Linked DNA regions of Homo sapiens: region 2 is linked to region 1. Evidence: chromatin loops called from intact Hi-C (ENCODE). Cell type or tissue: mammary epithelial cell. All regions are shown on one strand. Links, peaks and the distances in the headings refer to the core of each region. The heading gives the core; the rest is flanking DNA.

Region 1 (15,301 bases), core at 4,000-11,999:
CCAATCAGGCAGCGCTCAGCCTCCACACCCATGACAGAGTAGAGGTCCTGCGGTCACGGGCCAAGGCCATCAGGGTGCTGGGGTGGTGGTCCACTCTGACTGCCCATCTGAGCGCCTCACCCTTCATGGTGCCACATAGGGGAGTCACAGCACAGCAAGGCTTGGAGCACAATGAAAAAGCTTTGCACCTGTGGGCCCCCTTGGGAAGACCATCTCAAAAGTCAGTGGTGGATTCCCTCTGCAGCCCCTTGCCCAGCCACAGAACAGAAGCAAGGTGGCTCTCGACAAGTGGGAAAATTGAGTAATGCCCCTTTCCCTGGCTTCAGGGGTTTGCTTGTGTACATGCGTGTGCATGTACATGTATATTAGGGCGTCTGTGTGTGCCTGTGTGCATATGTTGTGTGGTGGATTGACATGTACTTAGCTGCAGGTGTTCAGGCATGCCCTCACATATAAATAGGATGCCTAAGCAAGTGCCACAGCCCAGCCTGGTATTTCCCTGTACCTGGTGCACTGGCACTTAGAATATTTCTTGACTGATAGATTGAGCTTGCCAATAATCCACTTGGGGTGATTTATGCTGGCATTTCCCTGTGATCTCAAGGTGAGTAGACATAAAATCTGAGTGGCTTATACAAGTAAACATGGCCTTCAGAGGAGATGGGCTGACAGGTAGCTGGAGGGCCTGAAAAATCACACCAGCTCAGGCCAGATGAAGGAGAGGTCCAATTTCCCCAGGTCCTTTATGTTTTTGTCAAATGGGGATCCATCTTCAAGTGATGTTGGGGCAGGGTTCTCCAAAGAAGGGCAGCGAGGGAAGGAAGAGGGACAGGAAGGAGCTGAACAGGAGCAGGTTCGAGCTGCAGTCTGGCTTTACCCTGATCCCTGGGGGAGCTTTGGAACAAACTGCACCACAGTCTCACCTTGCGAGGGGCTGGCCTTTGTACCCTGAGCCAGTCACTGTTTATTGGGGGTGGGTGGATGGGCTGTAATCTCCTAAGATGCTTCCATGATCCAATGACAATTTTCCAAAATGGGGGTAGCTCGAAGCTGAGACAGCTGACTTCCCTGGCAGCTGAAGGCTGTGCACACTGGCCAATAAGGGATCTGAGTGGGGTCTGACCAGTATCAGAGTGATTTGCAGGTAAGGATTAAGCCAAGGGTAGTCATTAAAACTAATGACAATTGTTTTGGTGTAACTAACTTTATGTCATCTCCAAATAACCTAGTAATTTTTATTAATTGCAAAAGCTAAGAACTTCCTGAGTAAATTATCTCCTGCTCCATCCACTGTCACCAACAATATAGAAGTAGTTTTGACAGTATTTGTCTATCAACTTCCAATTTACTGACAGGAGAAGCATGATTAATTAAGACATCTGAATTCCATCATTAAAAAAATGAGGTTTCTTATTTTAAGAAGGCATTCAGGGCAAGAGGTGAGTTAAGACTATGTGTAGCATTAGCATTCTAAATTCTCCTTTTACATTATAAGTTTTGCACTTCTTTTGTGAAATTTATTCCAAAATATTTTATTCATTTTTATACTAGTATAAATGCAATTATTTTTTAAATTTGATTTTTGGATTGTCTATTGCAAGTTTCTAGAAATACAACTGAGTTTTATGTATTGATGGTGAAGCCTGTGCCCTTGCTGAATAGAATTGAATCTTGAAGCTAGTCATCTGAGTTCTTCTGGGCCTCTCTATCTGATGCCATAATGAGAGGCATAGGGAAAAGGTGTTGGAAGGCAGGGCAGTGGGAGGGGCAGGGGCTGCCTAATGACAATGTCCAAATGCTAAAAGAAAGTACGTACTCAGCTAGACATCACACTGGAGGTTACTTTTCTCATTGAAAGACCATCAGCATTAACTATGCCGCAAGGCATGCAGACAATGAGAAAAAACTCAGAGCCTGCTGGCCAGGGAAAGCAATGCTTTCAGAAAACAGAAAGCCAGATGATGGATACCAAAGTGCCCTGGAAGTGGAGATACCAGTGTCAGGGGTGGGGGTGGTGGAGAAATCCTCTCTGAGCTTATGGGAGGAAAGGAAAATCTCCCTAGAAATCACTAGTTGAGGACTCTGTCATTCGAGTAACTAACAGACAGAAAACTCACAGATAGTAACAAAAAGTGTTCAGAACTAGGGAAGTTAGTATTCAATTCACATCATTCTGGGCCACAAAAGTTTATGCCCATAGAGTAGAATAAGACTGGGTTTGAATGGAGGCAGTTCCACGGCTGCACTCGGATGGTGTTGGTTCCTTACTTGTTCCCCAGGAGTCCAGACATGATGAGAAGGACCCACAGTATTGTACTTGGTATTTTGTTGTTGTTTCAGGGAAGACAAGTGAGGCCATGCTGTGAAGACCACCTCAAGATTTCAGGGCTTCAAACAACAAAGGCTGTTTCTTGCTCACAATGTATGTCCACCACAGGTCAGCATGAGGTGGGGGGTTTCTGCCCATCATAAGGTACTCAAGGACCTAAGCTGATAGAGGTTTCATCTCTTAGAAGGACAGAGGCTTCATCTCAACAGATGTTTCTGCGGAGATAGGGAAGAGGCACAGTTAGTCATGTGCTAGTCCTTAAAGCTGCCAACCAGGAGAGACATGTGATGTTCTGCTCACATTTCAATCAGTAAAGGAAGCACGTGGTCTTCTCTAATGCAAAAAGGGCGTTCAAATTCTACCTCCCTATGTGCCCAGAAGGAAATCCAGAGTATTTGTGACTAGCTCCAATGACTATCAGTATCCACTCTCCTGCTCACTAAATATTTGATTCCATTTCTTTCTATATTTGTTTTCCAAACGAAACAACTTAGACATTCCATGGATATATTGAAGGTGACACAAGAGAACCAAGAATTCCAAAGGGGAGCAGTGGCCAGGGCAGACCTATTTTTTCTATGTCCTGGTTTTCACTTTGCTGCCATTCACAGGGACGATCAGGAACTCGGGTACCATTCACAGCCAGAGGAGCCACAGCCCGCAGCTGTCAATCACTTGTGGTTAAGGCCCTGCAGGGGTTTGGTCTCTAGAAATTCCCTGTAGTCGAGTTTTCAGTTTGAAAAATTGTGCAGAACATCTTCCAACTCTTCTTAAAGCCGCTAAACAAAATTAGCCCGGTCTCACGGTGCAAAGAGAGATGGGAAGCCCTGGAAGAAGAGCAATCCCGCCCATCTGTAAACCTCTGGAGTATATGGGTTTAAAGGGTTGAGCCCAGGGATCTGGGACCCACCCAGGCAACAGAGCCAGGTTGGCTCTGGGTGTGAACTGAGCTTCGCAGAGGGGGCTGGCTGCTCCTGCTTCTCGGTTCCCTCCACCTCTCTCTCTGCCCCTTGGGGGTCAGGATGGGTGGAGAAGGCCATGCCAAAGATTGAGAGCTCTGCCTTTCCCATCTCAAGTGGTCCTGGGCTCACTGCTCACATGCCAACGGACACCCGCCTCAGGCGAGAAGCTCTGATGACTCTGATATTGTTTTCCAGCTTTTCCAACTCACCTTTCTGCTGAAGGACACAAGGCTGCTCCTCCAAAGCCCTCTGGCAGAACAGTCTTCTGGGTTAGGTCTCAGGTTTGCTGGATGGCTTTGGTTGGTATAACCAGATTCATGAATGGACAGGCCCAGATGCCTGCCCTGTGTGACCAGGTTATGATCCACAAGCAGAAAAAACAAAGATCCTTTTAGCCTCCTGAAATCCCTTGAATGTGAAAACACAGTCATCACTCTGGGCAATCAGAGAGGCCAGAGCCCTGTTTTTTGTGTGGCTGCTACATGGGATTTCAGAGGGGTGCGAAGCCTTTATTTCCAGGCTCAATTTGATCTGCTGCTTGAAGAGCTCAACAAAATGAGTCCAAGTGTTAGAAAAATTCAAACCCAGTTGAAGGATGAGGGTGGTTTCTCATAAAGCAGTGAGTTGTCCTGGCTCCTTAAATTGGCTGAGAACAAGGAAGGGCTGTTCAGCCAAATTTTTCTTTCGCAGTTCATAAAAACTTGACCATGCATAATAAAAGCTTACATTTACATAGCACGCTTGAGTTTCCACAGTGCTCATGGGTTTATTCTTTAAATGTTGTGGTTCCTAAAGACAGTTTTACAAATGAGGAAACTCAAGGTTAAGAAGGGTAAGTGATTTTCCCAAAGTTACAAAGCCAATGAGGGTCAGGCTGGGGTCCAGAGCCTCTGAGAATCCTCTCGTCACACCACCATGGGGCTGGGTCATTTCCCTGGGGAAGGATTTAAAATATATATATATATACACATATTTTAACTTTAAGTTCTGAGATACATGTGCAGAATGTACAGGTTTGTTACATAGGTATACATGTGCCATGGTAGTTTGCTGAACCTATCAACCTGTCTTCTAGGCTTTAAGCCCTGCATGCATTAGGTATTTGTCCTAATGCTCTCCCTCCCCTTGCCCCCCACCCCCCAACAGGCCCCCGTGTATGATGTTCCCCTCCCTGTGTTCATGTGTTGTAATTGCTCAACTCCCACTTATGAGTAAGAATATGTGGTGTTTGGTTTTTTGTTCCTGTGTTAATTTGATAAGAATGATGGCTTCCAGCTTCATCTATGTCCCTGCAAAGGACATGAGCTCATTTTTTTTTTTTTTTTAATTCGAAGATGCTTGAAGCTTGTTTTCATCCATACCTGCTTGGCATTTTGAGTTTACAGAGCTTTTCTGCAGACACTTGAGGGTTTCTGTTTTTGTTTTTAGATTCAGGGGGTGCATGTGCAGGTGTGTTACATGGGTGTATTGTATAATGCTGGAATTTGGGCTTCCATTGAACCCATCACCCAAATAGTGAACATGGTGCCCAATAGGCAGTTGTGGTAGGATATTAGGTGGAGACCCATGAGCGTCCAAATATGGGAAGAGCTGACCCCCATCCTCCATGCTATAAGGAAAGTGGTAAACTTTCCATGAAGGACAAGTTAGGAAGGTCCACACACTTTCTCTGCAACTGACGGCTACCTTCAACCTTTACATATAGGAAACATGGTGAGAGGGGATGGGACAAGGGGATTCAGCTCATCAGTGTCAGCTCCACTACATGGTTCCGTTGTAAGGATTAAATGAGGTGATGCTATGTAAAAGCTGAAGAAATACTGGTATCTTCCACATACCTCTTGGGGTCAAAGAGGAGAGATGGACACCAAGCGACCACCAGGGCTGTTGGCTCCATTCATAGGACTGATTTTGCTTTAGCCACTCCTCTTAAATCCCTACCAATGGCTTTCCTATGTACCCCTGTCACTGCTAGGCCTGCAGCTCTGCAGTGAACTTCTGCTGCAAGAATGAGGTCTCGGATGGGTCTTTCCTGAGAAACCCTTTCCTGAGAAATATTTTCTCTGGGAATAGGACTCCCAGAGGGACTGGGTTGGCTGGAATCAAAGCAAGCGAAAGTAGTTCATTCTCCCCCTTGGTGCCACACCACACTCTCCTCCTTCTGCCCTGGCAAGCCGTTCTTTCCCATCTGGGAAGCCCTGGCTTGGTGGGAAGCAGGAGCATTAATAAGCCTCAGTCAATAACCAGTCCCATGGTTTCAGCTGGTTGTGCAGAGCTCCCAGGCCTGTCAGTGACAGAGCAGCTGAAAGAGAGGCCCACACAGGCCACAGTCAGCAGTGGGGATCCAGGGGCAGCCCACTGCCAAAGGCTGGTGGCCTCCTTCATGGTTTCCACCCATAGGGGTGAGCTGAAGGGAGGCTGTACTCTAGAACCTTCTAGAAAGCCAAGGTCACAGTTGCCCTGGCCAGCCAGCCTCAACTTCAAAGAATTCACAAGCAGGGGGCATTCGCTCTGGGACGCAGCATCATCCAAAGAAAATGCAGCTTTCCTCTCATGCAGTGTCTGTGAAGATGTCGTGTTGTCAGAGCATTGTTCACCAGGTCCTCTGACCCTAACACACGCTGGAATGCCAGCCTCTCTCCCCTCCCCAGATGCTTAGCCAAAGAAGCCACTTTGCATGGAGGCAGGAAAGAAAGAAGGCAAAGGACATAGCTGGTTTCACTCTGTGGTCTCAAGTTCAAAACAGTTACCCTAGCGCAGGGCCACCTGGTAAAAATATGACCCCAGCCACATGTACCATTTTAAAATATCTAATAGCCACATTTAACAAAGGGAAAATGGTAAAATTTACTTCATTGATAGATTTTACTTAACCTGTTGTATCAAAAGTATTATCATTTCAGCTCTTAATTATAAAACAAATGTTAGTGAAATATTTTGCATTCTTTTCTCATATTGTGTCTTGAAGCTGCCTTGGAGCACTGTTTCCTTTTACCTCAAAGGTGATCGCCAACCCCCTGTAATAATCAGGACTGAATATTAAAACATAATATAGGAAAATATATATTATGTTTGTATAAGGTTTACTATGCCTCAAAGAACCTTCACATTCTTTTTTTTTTTTTTTTTTTTTTTTTTTAAGATGGAGTTTTGGAGTGCAATGGTGCGATCTCGGCTCACCCTAACCTCTGCCTGCCAGGTTGGTTCAAGTGATTCTCCTGCCTCAGCCTCCTGAGTAGCTAGGATTATAAGCAGGCACCACCATGCCTGGCTAATTTTGTATTTTTAGTAGAGACGAGGTTTCTCCATTTTGTCTAGGCTGGTCTCGAACTCTCGACCTCAGGTGATCCGCCCGCCTCTGCCTCCCAAAGTGCTGGGATTACAGGCATGAGCCACTGTGCCTGGCCAGAATCTTCACATTCTTTAACCCATTTGATTTCATCTGAGCCAGTTTGACTCTTTTACACATTTGACAGTGCAAACTGCAGCACAAGAGAACTCAAGTGTCACCAGGCAGTTGGTAGTGGAGTTTGGTCTCCTGATTCCTGGTGTAGCAGATTTCCCACCGGAACCACAGGGCAAGACACAGTGCCAGGCCCCGAGTTCACCTGGATGGGGAAAGGGAAAGTGAGAAGTCAGGGTGGTCAGGAAAGCTGCAAGAGATGGGGCTGACCTATCTGCAAACATAAACAACCACAGGACTGTACACGTTGAGAGGGTGAATGGTATCTCAATAAAGTGGTTAAAGAGAGAGAGACAGAGACAAAGAAACAGAGACAGAGAGTCCGAGAGAAAGAGAGAGAGACATAGAGACAGAGAGAGACACAGAGAGAGGGAGACATAGGGAGAAACAGAGAGAGAGATATAGAGACAGAGAGACACACAGAGACAGAAAGAGAGAGACACAGAGACAGAGAGAAACATAGAGACAGAGACAGAGAGACATAGAGACAGAGAGAGACAGAGAGAGAGAGAGACAGAGACAGAGAGAGACAGAGAGAGAGACATAGAGACAGAGACAGAGAGAGACATAGAGACAGAGAGAGACACAGAGACAGAGACAGAGAGAGACATAGAGACAGAGGCAGAGAGAGACACAGAGACAGAGAGAGAGAGAGACGTAGAGGCAGAGAGAGACAGAGCACTGGGGCAAGATGAGCTCCCACCGCCACCCCAGGAAGGGGCAGTCTGTGTCAGCTTCATTTCCTGGGAAGTAGAAATGTTAACCAAGGGAAATGGATGTTTTCTGCAGGCAAAGAGAAGGTCCCAAAATCCTCAAATTAATCATGCCCAAAGTTTGCATTATATAAAAGCAACACCTAACATGTCAGTGGATGTACAAAGGCACCTGGAAGGCATAGACAGGCCCAGGCCTGTAGAGTGTGCCCCACAGGCTGAGAGAGGCCACATGGCCAGGGAAGGGTGGGGCAAGACAAGGCCTCATGAGGGCCTGGGCAGGTCTGCCTGGCTCACAGCTGTGTCCTGGGGTCACCCCCGGCTGGGCACTTATGACACACTCAGAATGTGGAGTGTGTATCAAGGGGACAGCGTTCCATGTGGAAAGGGTTTGATCCCACAGGGGCAGGGAGCAGAAATATCTTCAAGTTGGACCACCATACTTTAATGTTAACAGACATCAGTGCCAGAGAGTCCTGTTCTAATTCTCTGACTTTCCCTGTCCTCCCTAATCAGGGGAAGTGGAGAGATGGCAGACTCCAGATTCTGGGAGCCCTGCATTCCTCTGTGCTCAGGACCCAGCACTCAGGCTGGCACCACTGTCTATTTGTGTCTGTCTCTCTGTCTGTCTGTCTTTTGTTGTAGCGGTTCTTTCGTTTTAAGTGAACTGGTTTCCCCAATGTGAGCAAGAAGAAATCCTACATGAAAAACATAAACGTCTTAGCGTGGCCAGATGAGACCCCTACACATCCCAAGGAGAGGCCGGGTGTGTCAGCTCAACTCACCAGGAAGTGCCTGGAGTGATCTCTGTGCCTTTATTCAAATGCCAGAGAGTTCACCGGCAAAGCATAACTTTGAGAGAATTTCTGAATCATTCCCAACAAGTGAGAAAGTGCAATTTAATAGAAAAAATTCCACAAATGGAGAGAATGCTGCTGAGCCTGTAACCTCAGACAGTGTCATGCCCAGGCCCCCATCTCTGGCCCCACGCCCGTGTGCCCACAGCCTGCCTGCCATGGGAACCCCCCAAATACCTTTTTATCCTGTTACACCCTGGGTTGGGGAAGGGAGTGGTGGTGGACTCTCCTGGATAGACTCAGTACCAAACCCTCTTGACCCAATTCAAAGGGTGGGACGGGATCGGAAGCAGGAAAAGAGCCATGGGTCAGGCAGCCCCTGGATAGATAGGTAGGGAGGGCCTGAGTGCCTACTGCCCCGTGCTGGGCGGTTCCAGGAAATTCCAGGCTGGCCAACCTAACTGGCTGCTATTTTAAGAGCTGTGCTGAGGCAAACCTAGAGAGAAACTCAGCTCAGTAAAAGCAAGACAATTGTATCAGAGAAGGCAAATCAGGCCACTCGAACTGTCCCACACCTTCTGGGATGAAGCCAGGGGCACAGGACTAGGCTGTGACTGTGATGCCCCTTTGACAACTGACCAATAGTTCATGGTCCCCCTAGAGCCTGGGCCAAGCCCTCAGCTCCCTGAAGTACCCACTTAACAGAAGGAGGAGGCTGTATGTCCCTTGGGATGGACTGTAGACACCAGTGCCCCCTTTAGATGGTCAGCAGTGCCTCCCAACCCAACCCATCATATATATATATATATATATATATATTTTTTTTTTTTTTTTTTTTAGATGGAATCTCACTCTGTTACCCGGGCTGGAGTGCAATGACGCCATCTCAGCTCACTGCAACCTCCGCCTCCCAGGTTCAAGCGATTCTCCTGCCTCAAGCGATTCTCCTGCCTCACCATCCCAAGTACCTGGGACTACAGGCACACACTACCACTCCCAGCTAATTTTTGTATTTTTAGTTGAGACAGGGTTTCACCATGTTGGCCAGGATGGTCTCGATCTCCTGACCTCATGATCCGCCCACCTCAGCCTCTCAAAGTGTTGGGATTAAAAGCGTGAGCCACCGTGCCCAGCCCCAACCCATCATCTTAATACCATGACTCTGTAGAGCAGAAGTTCCCAAATGAGGTGGCCCCACTCGGGTTCACTTTCCTGACAAGTCCAGGATGATTGCTCTGATCTCAGGGCCATGGTCACCTGCTGTCCACTTGCAGACCTGGACGGCGTGAGGCCTGGGTCTTCATCTGGTGATCCGGTGTCACTCAGCATCACTCATGCCTCCTGGTGGCTCCTCCCTTAACCATCAGATGAGGTGTGGGGGTGAGCAATGTCCTGTGACCTTGCAGTCTCTGGGTGCCCAGCTTGCCTGTGTGCCTGTGAAAGGCTGCAGGAAGCAGGGGCTGGAGGCTCAGAGGTACACGTTCTGGGCTCAGTTCCCCTTTGATTCAGAGGTTTCAGGCCCTCCGCAGGACCAGGGATACCCAGATCCCTTTAGTACATGAGAGCTCGGTGTGTTGTGGAAGCTGAAGGAAGCTGCCCTGGGCTCTGTTTAGGGGCTGGATCAGGCACTGTGTATGTTAGAACAAGAGGGCAACTTAACATGTGACTCAGGAAGCACAGCCGCTCCCTGTCCACCCCCACCATCACAGGGCTGGTTAGGAGGAGGTGCTGAGATGCTGTCTTGGAGTTGGTATAGGACATGGGTGAAGATCTGGCTACGGCCACTTCCAGCCACTGTCCCTGGCGAAGCCATGCAGCCTTCCTGGGCTTTTGGGTTAGCATCTTTGAAATGGACGTGACTATATCAGGCGGGCGTGAGCGGGCTGCCTCCTGTTTGACTGGTGCTCTCCTGACGCACAAGAGGGAAGCTCTCAGTGGGGCTCCCAGTCGTTGGCACTCCATGGGGTGGGCTTTGCCAGAGCATGAGAGGAAGACACCACAGTTCAAAGTGGATTCTCGGTCCCAGTCCCAGGCTCCCACGATGTGGTCAGAGATAGGGATGAGGTCAGCAGAGAGGTCATGATTTTCAGAGTTGGTGAGGCAAGCACTGAGAAACTAAGTTCAACGAGAACAGTGATGGATTTTAAAAATAAAAGGAAAAAAAAAGAAAGAACAGCAAAAGAAAGGCCGGCTAATATCCTGAGAAGATTTGCCATGATTAAGGAAAGGATTTAGGCTGTAGAAAAGTTGTTGACAGATGTTCTGCCCTCAGGACTATATTTGGAAAAAGATACAAGTGAAACAAAAGAACTGTTGGGTTCAATAATGTTGTAAGTTGCAGATCATTTTAAAAAGGAAAATGGATTTCGCATGTGCCTGGGGTGGGAGGAGGGGCGGCAGAAATGCAAGTAGTTATTGTGTTTCAGTAACGTTCATGTACTTTTCCTCTGACTTTCTTGGGGTGCTGGCTGTCCAGGGCCTCTGCCTTGATGGTGGACTTAATGATGTCTCAAAAAGGAGGCCTGGCCCCAGGCTGCCTAAATATGACATGTTTGTTTGGTCTCAGACAACTCACTGTTCTCAAACTTCAGTTACACTGAACATGAGACCCTTTAAGGGACATGGATGTGGCATGATGTGGTGGGAACAAGACTGATTGGAAAAGTTGGGGAGAGTTTGTTTCAAGTCCTGGTGAGGTGGGATAAATGAAGCCCTCTGTCTTCAATCTGGGAGAGAGCTGAGAAAATATAATATTTCTCTGGAACTGGGACACCCATGTTGGGTGGTTAAGAAATACATCCAGGTAATCTGGGGACCAAATTTCTAAGACAATAATGTCACGGTTCCTCTTCAAAAGAAGCAGAAAGAGCTGTTGCACCCAGAGAAAAAAATACTAGCATTGGAGGGGTGGCTTTCGTCTTGGGGAGCAATGGAAAACAGGCTGTGGCTCCAAAAGTCAGGAACTAAGTGAAGATTAGAGCACCCAGCCTCTTCTCTTCCTAAGGCCAGACACCACCCGTATCCCATGTGGACGGCAAAGCCTGAGCCAGGCATGTGCTATTGACCAGACGCCACCTGAAATCCAAGTAGATGGCAAAGCACCAGCGAGGGTGTGCTATTGGCCAGACACCACCCAAAACCCATATGAACAGCAAAGCCCCAGCCAAGCATGTGCTATTGACCAGACACCACCTGAAACCCATGTGAATGGCAACATCCAAGCAAGGTGTGTGCTAGTGACCAGATACCACCTGAAACCTATGGAGATGGCAAAGCCCCAGAGAGGGTGTGCTATTGACCAGGCACCTCCTGAAACCCATGTGGACAGCAAAACCCCAGAGACAGTGTGCTAACCAGATACCAACTGAAACCCGGGTGGGTGGCAAAGCCCTAGCTAGGCATGTGCTCTTGGCCCTGGCCAAATTTGAGGAGCCTGCTTTGGAAGCCACAGGAAAAGACTGAGGAAGGAGTGACCCGGAGCTTCCCAATGGAAGCAGGTGGAATCCCAAATGAGCCAGCTTGAAATGGAAGGAGTAGGCACATTCAGGACAGGGAAAGAATGAAAGAGAATGACAGAAACTGAGGGGGAACGGGACAGGCAAAGAGGAAGAGAGCTCTGCCTTGTCCTGTCTCCTCTGCTTGTGACTTGGACAAGGCAGAGCGCTTTTCAGGAGGTTGCATGGTCCCACCCCAGGTCCTGTTCGATGATAGCTCCTAACTTGTCAGGATGATGTGACTGACATAGGACTATGTGCCAGGTACTGGTCTGTAGGAAGCTTTATTTTATACAACATCTTATTTAACTCCATTTAATTTTCACAACAGACTGCAAGAATGGCATTATCCCTATTTTTACAGATGAGGAGACTGGGGGTCAGAGCAGTTAAAACACTCATTTGAGGCCACACAGAGAGTTAGTGGAAGAACTGCATGTTGAGCTTTCATCTTTGTGATCCAAACCTCCTCATTCCACCACGCCAAGCCCTTTTCTCCAGGAGGGCAGGGATACCTCCTCTCCCTGCTCTTGGAGGGGTCTTTCCCAGTACCTTGAATGGCCAACTCAGATTGGCTTCCACAGTGCAAACAGGTTGGTGTAAGGCACTGGTCATGCCATGGATGAGATGGTGCATATCTATGACATTCCTCCATGGAGAAGGGGGATCTCTGTCCCCTCCCCTCAAATCTGGTGGGCCTCATTGAGTCACTTGTGGTGTAAATGATGGTTAGCAGCTTACAAGGACAGGGGATACACTCTGAAGCTTCAGCCTTGGTTTCTGAGACCACTGACTATTTGGACATGCCTCTGGGACACTTCCGTGTGGAAGCCACCTCCACGCTGCGAGGAGCCCAGCCCTTTGGAGAGGCACCTGCGGGTGTGCAGCACTCTGGTCAGCAACCACAGATGAGCTCCAGCCAACAACCAGCATCACCTGCCAGCCAGGTGAACCACCTCGGACATCCAGCCTCGAGGAGCCTCCAGGGGACTGAAGCCTGAGTACTTGAGAGATTCTAAGCGAGAACTTCCCAGTCAAACCCTTCCCAAATCCCTGACCTGCAAATTACAAGCAAAAGAAAATAGCTGTTTTAAGTTGCTAAGTTTGAGGATATTCCTTGCATAGCAATAAGTAACCATAATGGTGCTTCTGTGAATATGGGAAGCTCTCCTAGGGTCCCGATGAGCTGCATGTAGGTCGCTGGGGGGTGATGTGCTGAAGGAACAGCAGAGGTATCCAGACTTGCCTGCTCTGGATAGACTAAGGAATCTATGACAGACCAGGAATCCCAGATAGACTAAGGAATTTATGACAATGGGACCCCGTGTGCAGTCTCCAACTATATTAATCAGTAAACTTCAAATAAGAGAATCTGTGAGCAAACTTTTCATTTGTGAGTGGCAAAGCTATCTCAGACAGAACAAAAAAGGGCAGTGGGAGCAGGAGCAGAGATGAGCTATGAAGCTGTCCAGATGGATTTCCAAAGCACAGGAAGACCCCAGACGGCAGGGGGAATGGAGGACAGAAAAGCAAATACTGTTCGTGCCGGCATGAATGGCACCATGACATTTTGCTGCTATTGCCGACTCTGCTTCTCATTTTCTTGGCCATCTTGCTTCAGGATTTGAGCTCCCCTGGGACAGGGTTATGTTAGTCATTGTCCGCGAGGTGGACAAATGAGTCTCTACCTTCTGAAAATAAGCTTACAATTTATGGAGCTGCCTTGGAGCTAGAGTTCTTGCTTCCAGCCACTGTAAGTATGCAGAGATTGGGGTGTGCAAATCAATATGCTATGTCTGGTACCCAAACACGGTTTAGCATAAATCTCATTTAAAACTCAACATAAGCTGTGTTTTGAAGATCACATTCCTAAAAGCTCGTAATTCATAACTTCAGATTAAAGGCTTAAAATACAACTTGCCTGTCCTCCAGCTGCTGGAAAAAAAAAAAAAAAAACAGTGATGTCCTTCTGTGCAGGTACAACCTCAGTAGAATTTTTTTTGGCTCCAAGTTGTGTAAGAATCCAAACTGTGAAAACAAACTCAGGCCCCCAGGCCTCAGCTAGAGAAGAGAGGAATCCCAGGTATGCAAAAGTCTGTATGGGATGCCCCTCTTAGTAGGTCAGGGAAAGCTGTTCGTTCCCAGAAAGAAGCTTGGGGAAGGAAGACAAGAGACAAGGGGAAGAGGGAAAGAGGTTTTTGCTTTTCAGCTTGTAGATTCCATCAGGCCCCCATCCAGCTCGGGACAGAGCCCAGTAATGCTGAGTAAACAGCCTGACTCAGGGCCCACTTTTTAGTCAGTTCCGTGTTTATTTGCTTGTTTTTTATTTGTACAGAGAAGAGAATGGTTTGATAAAAGGGAGGAGAGCAAAGATAAAGACTTGTGACATTTGTAGATAAACAACCAATAAAGGAAAGGTGAAAAATGATGATTCCATAGGTTAAGGGAAAGAGAGAAATTGATTATATTTGAAATAATATTTGAAGATAAAGTCCATCTGTGTGTGAAGAAGCATGGGAAATACAAATATGAACTTGCATTTTGCCAGATTATGCTATTTTAGGATGCTAGTGGGACCTGAATGGGACTTTCTTTTCAAGAACTAGAGCTTAGGTGTTCAGATCCTGAAGGTGGTTTCTTTTAGGGGAAAACTTTGATGGAGAAGGGCTGGGTTTGGGAGGTGATTAAGAACAGAATGAATGCATAGATCATACTCTAGACCATGGTCAGCAAATCCATGAGCAGTCACAGGCAACGTACAAACCCACAGGCTGCTTTCCCACTGCAACAGCAGAGGAGAGAGGTTACCACAAGGACTACATGGCATGTAAAGCCTAAAATATTTACTATCTGGCCTTTTAGAGGAAAAATTTGACAACTCTTCATCTAGAAAGTCATGAACACACTCACCTGGGTGCCACTTACCCTGTGATTGTCCAATAATTTTGCTTGGTTGAGTTTTACAAGATTACTATGGTGTTAGTCCTTTTTGCATTGCTATAAAGGAATACCTAAGTCTGGGTAATTTATAAAGAAAAGAGGTTTATTTGGCTCACAGTTCTGCCTGCTGTACACAAAGCATAGAAACTGCATCTGCCTCTGGTCAGGACTTCAAGAAGCCTTTACTCATGGTGGGAGGTGAATGAGGAGCAGGCATGTCCCATGGCAAGAGACGGAGAAAGGGAGAAGGGAGGAAGGTGCCAGGCTCTTTAAACAACTAACTCCCACATGAACTAATAGGGAACTTGCTCATTACTGCAGGGAGGGCACCAAGCCATTCATGAAGGATCCACCCCCATGACCTAAACACCTCCCACTAGGCCCCACCTCCAACAATGGGGATCATATTTTAGCATGAGATTTGAAGGGGCCAATCATCCAAACCATATCAACTAGCGTGGCAACAAATGTAAATATATATATACACACATTCAGACAGACACACACATACAGACAGACACCAACAGACACAGATTCACACACTTACATAAATACAGACACACACACATACACAAACATATACACATGTACACCTGCATACTT
Region 2 (15,301 bases), core at 3,692-11,691, 64 kb after region 1:
TCTTAGGTCCTAATAGACCCATGGTGCTTCTAATGAGAAGAATCTTTATTACTCAAATGTGTCGAGCTGGATTTCAAAGTTGGAAACATTTTGTGTGTTCTTAAGAAAGAATGATTTTTTTTTTTTTTAAGAAACAGTTTGTCATTTGGAAGGCATTTTCAGCAATTTTGTTCGAATTAGAGCGGCTTCACTGAAAGGGGCAGTGCAATTCCAGAACAGGGTTTCCCTGACTATGTTTTGTTTATGCCTTGTGAAATAATTTTGCAAAACAGATGCATAACCTCCTCCCCTTGACAGTTTCACAGAACATGTTGCACGTTAAAGCTCTTACAAGTGCTGCAGGAAAGAATCTGGCATACCTTTCCTAAGCCAGCCTAAGCCAAACTTACTTGATCATTGAGGCCCTTCTTACAATGCCCTTTTCACCCTCCAATGCAACTAGCACTTCATGGGGGCACATTTGGGGAAAGACTTTCTAGCATGGTAGGCATTGTAACAAACAAGCCATATACACGGTTTCTAAGTCATGGCCTGTCACTAAGAACATTGAGTCACATGGAGTGAGAATTGACTAACTGCAAGACCCTTGCGTACCACCCAAACTCCTTGGTATGTGATAAGAGGGAATTTGGCCAGATTACATCTAATACTAGGTATTAGAGATCATGTCCCTTCTTTTTCTGTTACTATGTATGAATAAACCGAAAGGATCATACTTTTAGGAAAAATAGTTTCTTGGGGCAAGAAATAAGTCTGCCCTTCATTGTAGCCCAGGGTCTTCCTTGCAACAGGCTTACGGTCTTAATAAATTGCTCTGAATGAGTGAATGAATGAGTGAAGGGGATCCTAAGAGATCAGGTGATCTCCCACCTTCAGAGAGATAGTACATGATTGATCCCCTACAGAGGGAGCCCCTGAGGTAGAAATGCCAGTGACTTACTCGGCCAGAAGGTGACAGGAAGGGGTGGGGGTTCCTGGTGCCTGCCTTGCCCCCAGGGCCCTGTCCTTCCTTCCATTCCATAGTGGTGGAATCTAGTTATACCATGGTTATGAAACAGGGCCAAGAAATAAAGGCTATACATGAAAGTAATTTGGAAAGACCAGTCTTTTTTTTCATTGCTGTTTGGATCAGAATTTAGCTGTGATGAGAAATCTTCATCTCGTCATGGGAAAATGCTCATTAGAATGTCAAGGGGTAAAAGCGAGATTCAAATCTATGGATGGGGCATATCATTTCACATTTGTGAAAAAATGTCCAGGCTATAGCTGTGTAGACATAGGCATGAAAAAAACTGGAAAGAAATATATAGATACACTATAATTTTTATCCCTGGAAGTAGGGTTATGAGTGACTCTATTATTATTATTTTATTCTTTTCAGTAAATAAACTAGATTTACCAATCCATGCTTATCAACACTGTCACAGTCACATTAACTTTTTGCCTCCAATCTGCTGGCCCAGTAGCCCCAGTGGTAGCCTTCATACCTGCTTGGCCCTGTCACCAGCAGCAGGCTGCCTCATGCAAGCAAGGAGGTTCTTTGTTTTCTTTCTTTTTGAGACGAAGTCTTGCTCTTTAGCCCAGGCTGGAATGCAGTGGTGCGGTCTTGGCTCACTGCAAGCTCCACCTCCCGGGTTCAGGCCATTCTCCTGCCTCAGCCTCCTGAGTAGCTGGGACTACAGGTGCACGCCACCACACCCGGCTAATTTTTTGTATTTTTTTTAGTAGAGACAGAGTTTCACCATGTTGCCCAGGCTGGTCTCGAACTCCTGAGCTCAGGCAATCCGCCTGCCTCGGCCTCCCAAAATGTTAGGATTACAGGCGTGAGCCACTGTGCCTGGCCTCATGTGAGGAGGTTCTGTGCAGTGGAGCCAGAATTGAAGGAGCAGTTGGCGGAAGCCCCTGCTGACCACACTCCTGTGGCTGGATGGCCAGTCCTTCCTCGAAGGAGACTCTCACCATGTGTGAGCTGATGACCCGCAGCCCCCAAGGCTAGCCCCCACCCACACACTATGGAGGGCTACATTGAAGTCTCTCACCTCCTCCCAGGGTAACAGATCGGCAAGTCCAGAGGTTGCAGTTACAGGCATATTCTTTTGAAAGCCTTTTGCCCCTTGCTGGATAGCTGGCCTTGACAGCAGAGACTGACTGACATGGCTGTACTGAGCTTTCTAGATTACAGCGAACTCTGATGCACACAATTTAATGGTGTCTTTTGTAGTGCTGAAAGAAGAGAATGTTTGCCTGCAGGCCGTTTGAACGTTCACACACTTAAAAAAAAATGTTGGTCTGTGGGCTTCTAATCAGGCAGGGAATAGCAGAAACGTCCTTCCCAGGAGTCTCTTAACTAAAGGGGGTGGTAAGAGGAACAGTTGGTATCAGTTTACATTTCCATGGGAGAATAAGAACACCCTGAAGCTAATCAAGAAGAGCTGTGCATGGGTGTGTGAGTGTGAATGCCTGTTTGTGCCTGAGGCCTGTGTCTGTGTGCATGGGCATGTTGCACGCATGTGCATGTGGACATTTCTGAGGCTCTCAGAGGATGAGCAAGGCTGTGGCTGTTTCCATTTCACAGGTTCCAAACGCATTTGAAAATGAACAAAATGAGGCTATAAAATGGGTGGCATATTTTAAATATTTACTTTGCACACATGTGAGGTTTTTACAGTGACCTGCATGGCCTCATTTGGAGCTAATGTAGAAAGTTTAAAATGCATAGCCTCCTAGGCAGAACAGCCCCATACACACAGCTGCTTCTGGCCCCTTCCACCTCAGGAAAGGGCCCGTGTGCCTGTGGGGCAAGAGAGACCATGTGCTGCAGGCTGCTTCCCCCAGAAGCAAGTAGGACAGCCACAGGCGTGGGAGAAGCCTTCTCAGAAACTCTGAGCCCTGACATATTTGCTGGGGTATTTCCCACCCTGGACTGACCCACATCTGCTTGGAGGGAAAGAAAAGACTAGATTGCATGATATAGACAATGTGAGTTTGACTTCACTGATCCCTGGAGGCTGGAAATTTTCCCTCTGGCAAGCAAGGTTAGGTCTAAAGGCTAAAACTCCCACAGTACCAGAACCAGGAGGCTGCCGGCTGCAGACAGCCCAGGAGCCCGGGGCATGGGAGAAAGCTTTCTGATTCATGAAGCATGAGATTTCATTAGGCTCATTGGAGTTACAGCCCGCCATGGTGGGTCCATGTCTGCCCTGTGGCCTGGCCCCACCATTCCAACAGGCGGCTACCAGCCTGCTGGAAGCCCAAGTGGAGTTCTGGTCAGCAGCACTGAAGGCTCCCAGGAAGGATGGGCGCTGGCAGGGCGTGGGACAGACCCAGTGTGGCCGGACATCCTGGGCCCAGTGAGGAAGGGAGGGGCTCCACTAGCAGTCTCACAATGACATGGGGCAGGGGTGAGGAAGGGGGAGAAGGGAGCTATTCTTTTATGCAAGTAGGTGGCATGTGGGCAGCCAGCAGAAACACAGGCAGGTGGGCTAGGGGAGACCAGGACAACGGGGGCATATATCAAGGTGTCCTAATCGAAGGGGACATGAGGTTGGGGGCCATAGGCCAGGGCTATGCCAGGTCCTCTCAGAGACCCTGACTAGAGCAGGCCCAGGACCAGGCAGGTAAAATTCAAAGGGATGAAAAAAAAAATGTGGGTCTCTGTATCCAGAGCTGGTCTCAGGTCAAGAAGAGGGCAAGGCCACCAGCCGCCCAGACTTACAGAACAGTTACAGGAAGAACACAGAGAGTTCCCAGATACCTTTCACTTGGAGACCCCAAATGTGAGCATTTTTACTCTCTGCTCTCTCTCTCTTTCCTCCCCTTTACGCCTAAAGACTTCAGTGTGTGTAAAAACAAGAACATTCTCTCACTTAACTACAAAAATTATCAAAATCAGAAAATTAAGGCCAATACAAACCTATTATCTAATCTACAGACCTTATTCAGATTTCACTGACTGCACCAGTAAAGTCCCTGGTGGAGGCGAAAGAAGCCGCAAGGTCATGTTGCACTTTGCTGACCTCTCCCTGGCCTCCCTTCACCTGGAGAACCCCTACCTTCCTTTATATTCCATGGCCCGGACATTTGACCACTCCAGGTTAGGTTCGTAGCGCGACCCTCAGTTTGGGCGGGCTGTTTTTAAATGTGCATCACAGGCAAATCCTCACTCCCTTTGCCAAAAGAAGCTGCCCTATTAAGCATGTGTCTTATTTAAATCTCAAGATGCTAGTTCTGTTTTGATAGATCAATAGGAACCACATTTGTTGGCAGGCCTGCTGTTCTGCGATTCATGTTTGTTAAAGCAACAGCAGCCTTTTCTCCCCTTTCTCTCTCTACTCAGAGAAGTGTTCTCTTTTTCTTGCCTTTGTCCCTCCATTCAGGCTGCTTGGGTGTGAAGACCCATGTCATCAGCAAAAGTGGGATCCCAGAGCCTACCTGCCATTCCCAGCAACAAGGATCATTCTGAATGATAATTAAGAATGTATTTTCCAACATGGAAGAATATCAGGCCTTCAGTAAGCGTGACTTGACAGCCCCCAGGGCGGCCCAGGTCTGAGAGCTGACAGTCATCAGAACCCCAGCACCACAGGGAGCTAAGATCACAGAGAAACCCTCAGAGCCGTGCATCGTAAGTAACGTGACCTCTGAAGCAATCAAGGAGTTGGTGCAAATCTGGTTTGCATTGCTGTGAGGGGGCTGGAGAATAAGTCAATGGGTAAAAATATTAGTCTGAATCACCAGCCCTTTTTACATAGGCCTTAGATTTGAGGTCAGCTTGAGCCTAAAATGTAAGCTCATTGGGCTTCATCCCTCGAGCCCTTCCTCTTCCTCCCTGGCTCATCCACCTCCTCAGTTCAAATCCATGAAACACAATTCAGTTCCAGCAATATGTGTTGAAGACACTTCGGTGCTGGGCTGGGCCAGGTGGTGCCTGCCTACGGCACAGCAATACCTCCAGCCTCAAAGCCACTGCACCACATGCATCTCTTCTCCTGTAGCTGCCCAATGCATTTATGTGTAGGTCCTTTTCCCCCAGGCTTCTGCTTCCTGATAAAGGAGAGGAAGAGGCCAGTCGAGTTGTATTCTGGAAATACTTTGCCTTTGTTCTTCTCCTTCCTGGTAGCTTCTTGAATCAATCCCTTCGCTTTCTTCCACCAAGCCAGAAAGCAGCCTCAGACTCTGAGCAGCCACTTCCAGTCCCTTGGGGCAGACACCCACGCAGAAGCCTGCTTGCATTTCTGTCCTGGGAGTGGAGAGAAGAGAGCCCTGTGGCTGTGTAGCCTGGCAAGGCTTTGTGGAAGAGGGGGCCCAACTTCACCTTAAAGAATGGGTGAGTTTGAGGGGCTCTCACAGAAATGGGAGGGGACTGGTATGGGTGACCTTGATTTGGGTCCACACAGACATCTCTTGGAGCCAACTATATGCTTTGAGCCAACTATAATGCTTCTTTTTTCTCTTCCTCCTTTAAGACACCTGGGTATACAGTGATTACAGGTTTAGTGGTAGGAGACTAAATTCTTTGCAACCTGGATTTCTATGTTCAACCTTGCAGCAGAATCTTTGCAGGTCAGAAAGAAAGGAAATAGCGGATGCTGCCTGGCGCTGTCCACATCCCTCAAATTCTCAGAGGTAACCTGAGACATCCCTGTACATGCCAAAGGTGTTCTCTGGCCTCCACGTGGATGGGCCACAAGTGACTGGGGACCTACCCCCACCTCCTGTAACAGTGCTCAAACAATGAGGATGGGTGAGACCCTGACTTCCTCACCCCTCCTTTTGGTGGGACAACTCTAAGTCATGGCATCTGCACAGCCACTCTGTAGCCTCAGGTGACCATGGAAGTAGCAGCTCATCCACCCCATTTTATTTATTTATTTTTATTTTTATTTTTTTTAAATTTTAGATTCAGGGAGTACACGTCCTTGTTTGTTACATGGGTATTACAGGTGTAATGGTGGAGGTTTGGTTTCTAGTGTATCCATTAACCAAATATTGAACATTGTACCCAAAAGGTAATTTTTCAACCCCCACTTCCTTCCCAGCCTCTCCACTTTTGGAGTCCTCATAGTTTTATCTCTCCATTTCTATGTCCATGTGTACCCATTCTTTAGCTCCCATTTATAAGTAAGAATATGCGATATTCTGCTTCTGAATTAGTTCACTTAGTGAGCAAAGCTGGATGGCCTCCAGCTGCATCCATGTTGCTACACAGGACATGATTCAATTCTTTGTTATGGCTGCATAGCATTGCGTATTCTATATGTACAACATTTTCTTTGTCCAGTTAACTGTTCATCGACCCTATTTTGTTAGCATTCCTCCCTTCTCTGTCTCCTTCCTCCACTCCCTCAGGGTGCTCCTGGGTCACCTTTCAAGTATATTCCCTGCCCCCAGTGCTAGCCTCAGGCTTCACTCTTTGGGAACACACTAAGACCACAGTGCATTTGACTATGAGTGAGGATGATCTTCCTACATTTTCTATGTGGCAAAGGCAAATGGAAGCTTGAGGACAAAGGCAGATCTCTGAGTTAAAAGGACACCTACAAGTCCTTCTCTGTGAGCTCATCTTAGGGCAGAGCAGACTCAGAGATGGGGAAGAGCCTCCATTTACATCCTGGCTGCTCCCATTCCATCACTTCCATCACTCTGGAATCTGTAGGGAAGCAGGCCAGTCCTCTGCCCTGAGGCTGAGGCAGGGGCGGTCCGGGCAGAACAGTTGCCAAGTTTCCGCCTCTGCAAGGCACACCATGGTGAACAAAAATGCCAAATCCTCCTCCAGATCCCCAGAAAGAGCCAGCTCTCCTGTTTGTCTCTCGTGGACTGCTGTGACCTGTGACCAGGTAATTAGGACTCTGGGTGACATTTCTCTCATTTAAATTCTCAGTTCTCTGTTCAAATCTAGAAAGAACAGCTCTCATTGAAAGGGTATGTTGGGAGGGTTTCTGTCAGGGCCCTGGGCCTCTTGCTGTCTGCCCTCACTGTGGATGTGAGAAGCAGAGATGTGTTCGGGTCATATGTACAGGGGAAATGGAGGGGTATCAGCGAGTATTTCCACTGGAAGGCACTACAGTGGGGCTGTTTGAGGCTGAGTTTTTGTTTTCTTTTGAGACAAGGTCTTGCTCTGTCACCCAGGCTGGAGTGCAGTGAAGCGATCAAGGCTCACTGCAGCCTTGACCTCCAGGCTCAAGTGATCCTCCCACCTCAGCCTCTCGAGTAGCTGGGACTATAGGTGCATACCATCATGCCCAGCTAATTTTTGTATTTTTTGGTAGAGACAGGGTTTTACCATGTTGCCTAGGCTGGTCTCAAACTCCTGGCCTCAAGTGATCCTCCTGCCTCGGCCTCCCAATATGCTGAGATTACAGGCATGAGCCACTGCACCTGACCTTGGATTTTATTTTTTTAAGATTCTTTATGAGCAGGCTCAAAGCCATTCTTCAATCACGAGGAATGAATGACCTCCAGCCCACGGTTGAAATTTCTGACAGGATGGAGTCATTTTATGGTTTCCTTCTGGGCCTGTCCTGGCAAGTGGGAGGCACAAGTGAGTACAGCCTGGAAAAGAGCATTCCACCTCATTTTCAGCTCAATTAACCTTTCCTGAAATGCCACAGTCCCTCAGAGAGGGGCCCTCCTGGGCCACATGAGATGGGAGGTGGAGGTTCACCACCAAGGCAGAGCAGGTAGATATGCTCCTTTAACTTTCTGGAGGCTGAGATAAGAACAAAAGCCATGAGCTCCCTATGGTTTGGGTTGAAGAAAAACCTCATTCATCCACTCCAAGGTGGTTTACATCCAGGCCAGGTGGGACGCCCTGGCTTTCCGCTCTCCCCTCAGAAAAGGGCTTGACCGAGGAAAGAGATGCAAGCAAAGTAGGCTGCAGGCACATTGAGCTCTCTGAAGACATGAGCCTGTTCCTCCAAGTGAACCTTGGTGGGTGTGGCCCCGGATCCCATGGAGGTGTCAGAGCTACCATCCACTCCCACATTGGACAGGGACGGCTGGAGCCAGGGCTCCTGGGCTCAGTAAACAAGTCCTCCTTTCTTACAGGACACTTGGAGGCAGCTTTTAACAACTCAGACCAGATGAGTGAGCACATTCTCACACATGTCCCATATTTCCCAAGTCAGTAACCAGCCCCTTGCAGAAGGCTGGTGATGCTTTACACCTTGGGGTCCTTCAGAGAAATGGGTTTGTCGTACAGCGTATCCTTTTCAACATGGATAAGCATTTTATTGTGCATTAATTCTAATGTAACGTTAATTGGAAATAATCCTTCTGGTGAGAAGAGCATAATTCTGCTGGCTTCTGGAGACTGGAAGAAGCTTTAGGACCCTCAAGGAGGAAGCCCTGTGGGAGGAGGAAGTGGCCATCATGAGCTTCAGCGAAGACGGCTCTGCAGGTTGCATTGAACTTGCGGACAAGTCTCCACCCGACTACCCCAACCTGGCAATTATGATCTGCTTATCAGGGGAGCAGTGACTTGACAGTCTGTCTCAGTTTACTTGTCTATAAAATGGTTATGAATAATCATATTGGCCTCATAGGGTTATAGTGAGAATTATAGCCACTGGCAGAGAGCACCCAGCCAGCCCCATTCCTGGAGAAAAGCAGAAGTTTAGTTCTTGGAAAAGTTGCATATAGATTCTTAAAGAAATGATGTCACAGGGACTTCCTTGCTATCCCTAAAAACCAGGGACCTGTTTTTAAGTCAGTGACCCAGCCTGCTACAGTGGAATCCCAGTTTTAGGATAATGTGAGGTCAGCTTTCCTCACTCCATTGCATGCCAGGGCCCACCCTTGGGTTTTAGGCTTGAAAAAGTTATAGTTACCAATATCCTCCTTCAGTGACTTTCCATGGCTTGGAGAAGACAGTCCAGATCCCCATCCTGCAGCATAAGGGCCCTGTGTGACCTGCCACCACTCAGTCATCTGCAGAAGGCTGGTGCCTGTGCACTCTATGTTCTGCTGATCGAGGTGCCCTCACCTTTCCCAACACATCATGTGGGGACACGCCCTATCTGTGTGCACAGGGAATGCTGTGGAATGTATGTAGAGCACCCTCCCTCATCTCCTTGGAATGCTTCTATCATCTCTCAAGATGCAATTCACCTTGTCTGGGAAACCCTTTTGAATCCCGCAGCAGTTATCTGCTCACTCCTCTGACCTGTGCACACACCTCTGAGATTGTACCATGCACTGTGTGGGAGCAGTCTTCTCCTAGCATTCTTCTCTAATAGGGAACTCTGCCTTCCCACCTTCTATACCTGGCACACGGACAGTGCTATAAATGTTGGTTGAATATAGAAATTGGTAGGAGGAGATCTGGAGTCAGGGCTCAGTGCTCCTGGGGATGGCTCAACTCCTGTTCTCAGGCAGAATGAAATCCCTAGCAAACTGCAGAGCAACCAAGGAGAAAACCTATCTCAGAAGTTAGCGCCCCCAACACACTGAAGTCTTGGATCAAGCATTTACCCACCTGCTAGAGATCAGTGGCTCTGGAGGAAGCAGCACGTAGACCTTTGTTCCTGGGCAACACTAACCCGCGGCATACCTGAGGAAATGTGAACCTGTTATCTGCTAGTTTTTGAGATCCCCTTTACCTCCACCTGGTGGGGAACGAGGCATCCCCTGCTGTCTGTTTTTTGCCCTCTTGATACCTGGATTCTTCTACCAGAATTAAATGTCTAGGATTTCAGTAGAGACTTTTCAAGGGGCTGAGACCTTCTGAGCCTGAAGAGTGTTATTCCTCTCTCTTGCTCTCAGCAGCTTGATTTGTAGGTCAGTCTACCATTTACTCTCCCACAAGGACTGGGGTATATTGTATTATTGTCCTTGTTCTTCACCCTCTATGGCCTTCGCCATGTGACTTTGATGTACTTCCCACTTGAATTGGGGCATATTTCCCATACTTCTTGCCATTGGGTGTAGTTATATGACTTGCTTGGGACAATAGAATGAGGTATTTCTACTCTCCTCCCTGAACCTTTGCCATGGCCATGAGAACATGCCAGCCTAGCTGCTGATCCCAGGAGAAAGGTGAGAGACATGTTGGGCAGAGCCAAGCCCCTAGACAGCCCAGCCTAGATTAGCTGACTCTCAGTTAGCAGAGACCCTTGAGAAATAACTGATGACTGTTGTTATAAGCCTTTGGAGTGGTTTGTTACATGGCATCATTGAAGTGATAGTTAACCAACTAATATTTAAAGAAATTTTGGTCATAATAATCTGATGCCCAGTACACTGCCCTGTCCCCTTGGCATGGGAAGCTCATACCAAGAACATCAACTTTGGCACACACACACAGCCCCCTCCCTATGACAAAATTGGATAGCACATGCTCCAGGGTTGTCTTCGTAAAAGACGTGTGTCCCTGTGAGATGGAGTAACACTGACAACAGGAACTGAAGTGTTTCCATCAACTTCTAATTTCCATTTCCCCTCCTCCCGCTCTCTCCCCTCTACAAGAGTCTATAGTCTCCTGGTGATGAACAACAACAACAACATTCCTCAAAGAAACCTTTGTTTAACTCTCAACACATCTGTTCTTCATTTATAGGAATAATGGCTAACAACATTAGAGAGTTTACATCTATGTCCAGTACTGTGCACTTTTATAAATGATTGTTCATTATTTGTAGAATCCCTGTAATGCTGGTGCTAAGTAAAGGTGACACTTTAAGTTCACCACAATGTCTGCTCTGAGAGCAGAAAATAATGTCTTCAAGGCCACATGTAGATCCTTCATCCGCAGTGCACTTACCCTGGTGTGGTGCTTTCTTTAAGAAACACTCTGATTGGCCAAAGAAATGCACAGTCCACAGTTCAGCTCTAGGAGCTTTGTAGTATGGATGGAGTGCAGGGTGATAGTCCTCCACTTCTTTTCTGTAACCAAAAGAACAGGATTTTTCTAAGTAGATATTTGGCATAGATGATGGCATCTTTTTTTCTACAAACAGATTTTTACAACTTTTTCTCTTGTCTAGTTTTCAAAAGTATTTGTATACTCATTCTTGATTAAAAGTAAACTCTCAGAAAATTAGGAATAGAGGGGAACTTTCTCAACCCAATAAAGAATATCTACCAAAACACTTCGTTGACATTGTATTTAATGGTGAGACCCTAGAATCTTTTCCAGTAAAATAAGGAAGAAAGCAAGGATGCTCCCTCTAACCACTCCTCTTCAGCATCACACTGAAATTCTTAGCTAATGCAATAAAACAAGCAATAAAAGTGTACTGATGAGGAAGGAAGAAATAAAATTGTCTTTGTTTTCAGATGACGTAATTGTCTATTTAGAAAATTCTCCCCCAAACAAAACAAAAAAATTCTGGATACTAATACATGATTACACCAAGGTTGCAGGATACAAGGCTGATGTGTAAAAGTAAATTGCATTTTTTTTTTAACAATAAGAAAGTTTATTAAAATCAGGTGAGTTCCAACAAAGGGTGGCTCTGGCTTACATAGTACATCAGTTCCATGATGGCTTCTTATACTGAGGTTTTGGTTTTTTTCTTTTTCCTTTTTTTATTATACTTTAATAATAAATACTTTAATACTGGGATACATGTGCAGAATGTGCAGGTTTGTTACATAGGTATACACGTGTCATCGTGATTTGCTGTACCCATCAACCCATCATCTACATTAGGTATTTCTCCTAATGCTATCCCTCCTCTAGCCTCCAACCCCCTGGCTGGCTGTGGTGTGTGATGTTCCCATCAATGTGTCCATGTGTTTTCATTATTCAACTCCCACTTATGAGTGAGAACATGTGGTGTTTGGTTTTCTGTTCTTGTGTTAGTTTGCTGAGAATGACGGTTTCCAGCTTAATCCATGTCCCTGCAAAGGACATGAACTCATCCTTTTTTATAGCTGCATAGTATTCCATGGTGTATTTATGCCACATTTTCTTTATCCAATCTATCATTGATGGGCATTTGGGTTGACTCCAAGTCTTTGCTACTGGGAACAGTGCTGTGACAAACATACGTGTGCATATGTCTTTATAGTAGAATGATTTATAGTCCTTTGGGTATATATCCAGTAATGGGATTTCTGGGTCAAATGGTATTTCTGGTTCTAGATCCTTGAGGAATCGCCACACTGTCTTCCACAATGGTTGAACTAATTTACACTGCCACCAACAGTGTAAAAGGTTTCCCATTTCTCCACATCCTCTCCAGCATCTATTGTTTCCTGACTTTTTAATGATCACCATTCTAACTGGTGTGAGATGGTACCTCATTGTGGTTTTGATTTGCATCTCTCTAATGACCAGTGATGATGAGCTTTTTTTCATAAGTTTTTTGGCCCCATAAATGTCTTCTTTTGAGAAGTGTCTGTTCATATCCTTTACCCACTTATTGATGGGTTGTTTGTTTTTTTTCTTGTAAATTTGCTTAAGTTCTTTGTAGATTCTGGATATTAGTCCTATGTAGATTCTGGATATTAGTCCTTTGTCAGATGAATAGATTGCAAAAATTTTCTCCCATTCTGTAGGTTGCCTTTTCACTCTGATGGTGGTTTCTTTTGCTGTGCAGTAGCTCTTTAGCTTAATTCGATCCCATTTGTGCATTTTGGCTTTTGCTGCCATTGCTTTTGGTGTTTTAGTCATGAAGTCTTTGCCCATTCCTATGTCCTGAATAGTATTGCCTAGGTTTTCTTCTAGGGTTTTTCTTGTTTTAGGTCTTACGTTTAAGTCTTTAATCCATCTTGAGTTAATTTACGTGTAAGGTGTAAGGAAGGGGTCCAGTTTCAGTTTTCCACATATGGTTAGCCAGTTTTCCCAATACCATTTATTAAATAGGGAATCCTTTCCCCATTTCTTGTTTTTGTCAGGTTTGTCAAAGATCAGATGGTTGTAGATGTGTGGTGTTACTTCTGAGGCGTCTGTTCCATTGGTCTATATATCTGTTTTGGTACCAGTACCATGTTGTTTTGGTTACTGTAGACTTGTAGTGTAGTTTGAAGTCAGGTAGCATGATGCCTCCAGCTTTGTTCTTTTTGCTTAGGAATGTCTTGGCTATATGGGCTCTTTTTTGGTTCCATATGAAATTTAAAGTAGTTTTTTTCTAATTCTGTGAAGAAAGTCAGTGGTAGCTTGATGGGGATACTATTGAATCTATAAATTACTTTGGGCAGTATGACTATTTTCACAATATTCACTCTTCCTATCCATGAGCATAGAATGTTTTTCCATTTGTTTGTGTTCTCTCATAGTAAATTGCTTTCTTACATACATATCAGCAATAAATAAGTAGAATTTGAAATTTTAAAAAATCATTTATATTAGCGCTCAAAATGAAGTACTTAGATATAAATCTAACAAAATATGTACAAGAACTATACTAGGAAAATGACAAAACTCTGATGAAATAAATATTAAAATATAAAAAAATAAAAAATATAAAAAAGAATGTTCATAAATAGACTAAATTGTCAATATTTCAGTTCTTCTCAATTTAAACTATATATCCAATGCAATCCTAATCAAAATCCAGCAAATTATTTTATAAATATTGGAAAACTAATTATAAAGTTTATATGGAGAGGCAAGAGACACAGAATAGCCAATACATATTGAAGGATAAGAACAACACTGGGGAATTGATACTACTTTCCTTCAAGTCCACTATAAAGCCACAGTAATAAAGATAGTGTGGTATTGTTGAAAGAATAGTCAAATAATAGATTAATGGAACCAAATACAGAGCCTAGAAATAGACCCACATACATGCTGTCAACTGACCTTTGACAAAGAAGCAAAAGCAATACAATGGAGCAAAAACAGTCTTTTCCACAAGTGGTGCTGAAACAACTGGACATCCACACGCAAAACCATGAATCTAGATACAGACTTTACACCATTTACAAAAAGTAACTCAAAATGGATTATTGACATAAATGTAAAATGCAAAGCTATAAAACTCCTAGAAGACAGCATATGAGAACATCTCGATGAGCTTGGATATGGCAATTACTTTTTAGATATAACACAAAGAAAGAAAAAAGTTGAACCCCATTAAAATTAAAAACGTCTGCTCTGTGAAACACACAGTTAAGAGAATGTGAAGACATGCCACAGACTGGGAGAAATATTTAAAGAACTGCTATTCAAAATATACAAAGAACTCTTAAAAGTCAATAGAAAAAAACGAACAACCCAAATAAAAAGTAGGCTGAAGACCTGAATGAACACTTCACCAAATAAGGTACAAAGATGATACACAAATGGGCATATGAAAAGGTTTTCAACACCCTATGTCAGCAAAGAATTAAATATTAAAACAATGACATACTACTACATACTTATTGGAAAGGCTCAAATTCAGAACACTGACAACATATCAAATTCTGGTGAGCCTGTGTAGCAACAGAAACTCTCATTCATTGCTGGGGGGAGGGCAGAAAGGTCCAGCCACCTTGGAAGACAGCTTGGAAGTTTTTTACAAAATTAAACATGCTTTAACCATATGATCCAGCAATTGTACTTTTTAGTGTTTTCCCAAAGGAGCTGAAAAGTTAATATCCACGCAAATATCTGTGTGCAGATGTGTGGATATTGACTTTTATTCATAGTTATCAAAACTTGGCTTTATTCATAGTTGCCCAAACTTGGAAGCAACCCAGATGTCCTTCAGTAGATGAATGGGTAAATAAACTATGGAACATCCAGACAACAGAATATTGTTTAGCACTAAAAAGAAACGAGCTATCAGGCCGTGAAAATACATTTAAGTAACTTAAATGCATATTACTAAGTGAAAGAAGACAATCTGAAAAGGCTGTATACTGTATAATTCCAGCTATATGACATTCCGGAAAAGGCAAAACCACAGAGACAGTGAAATGACGAATGGTTACCAGAGACTTAGGGGAGGGAGAGAAAGATGAATGATGGAGCACAGAGCATTTTTTAGGGCAGTGAAACAACTCTGTATGATACTGGAGTGGCAGATACATGTCACTATGCATTTGTCAGAATGCTACAGCACCGAAAGTGAGCCCTAAGGTAACCTGTGGACTGGGTGGTAGTGATGTGTCAACATAGGCTTATCAGTTACAGCAAATGCGCTGCTCTGGCGGGGGACGTAGATAATGGCAGAGGCTGTGAGTGAGGGGGCGGGAGATACATAGAAAACCTCTGTATCTTCCTCTCAATTTAGCTGTAAACGTAAACCTATTATTTAAAAAGTCTTTAATGAATAGTATTTGTAACAGCTAAAAAACCCTCTCTGCCACTGAGCAGTATTTCCTTTTACCTACAGCAGCCATTCTGAGGTCTGGCCTCAAGGCCCAA

Evidence for each region. Hi-C counts contacts between places; a loop is a spot of excess contacts. Peaks named below come from ENCODE experiments on the same cell type or tissue, not always from the same donor. Only the 100,000 strongest peaks of a DNase experiment are listed, where the experiment ranks them.
Region 2: it touches region 1 in a loop (7-fold over the local background); 2 of 110 quality-filtered maps call a loop at or near these places.

Annotation. Positions count from the first base shown.
Region 1 is chr20:22,755,051-22,770,351 of GRCh38, forward strand. No RefSeq gene overlaps it. Among named protein-coding and RNA genes, the nearest start is that of LINC01747, 77 kb to the left of the region's middle. In mammary epithelial cell, for the core only: no CTCF peak of the experiment used is centred there; DNase peaks (open chromatin) are centred at 7,681 and 8,541; H3K4me3 peaks cover 309 bases; H3K27ac peaks cover 3,556 bases.
Region 2 is chr20:22,819,066-22,834,366 of GRCh38, forward strand. It overlaps LOC105372568 (a long non-coding RNA gene), which reads left to right. Exons shown (of 3, transcript XR_937351.2): 2 at 4,377-4,624; 3 at 5,120-5,317. Among named protein-coding and RNA genes, the nearest start is that of LINC01747, 140 kb to the left of the region's middle. RefSeq lists an enhancer at 2,779-3,279. In mammary epithelial cell, for the core only: no CTCF peak of the experiment used is centred there; a DNase peak (open chromatin) is centred at 7,476; H3K27ac peaks cover 3,139 bases.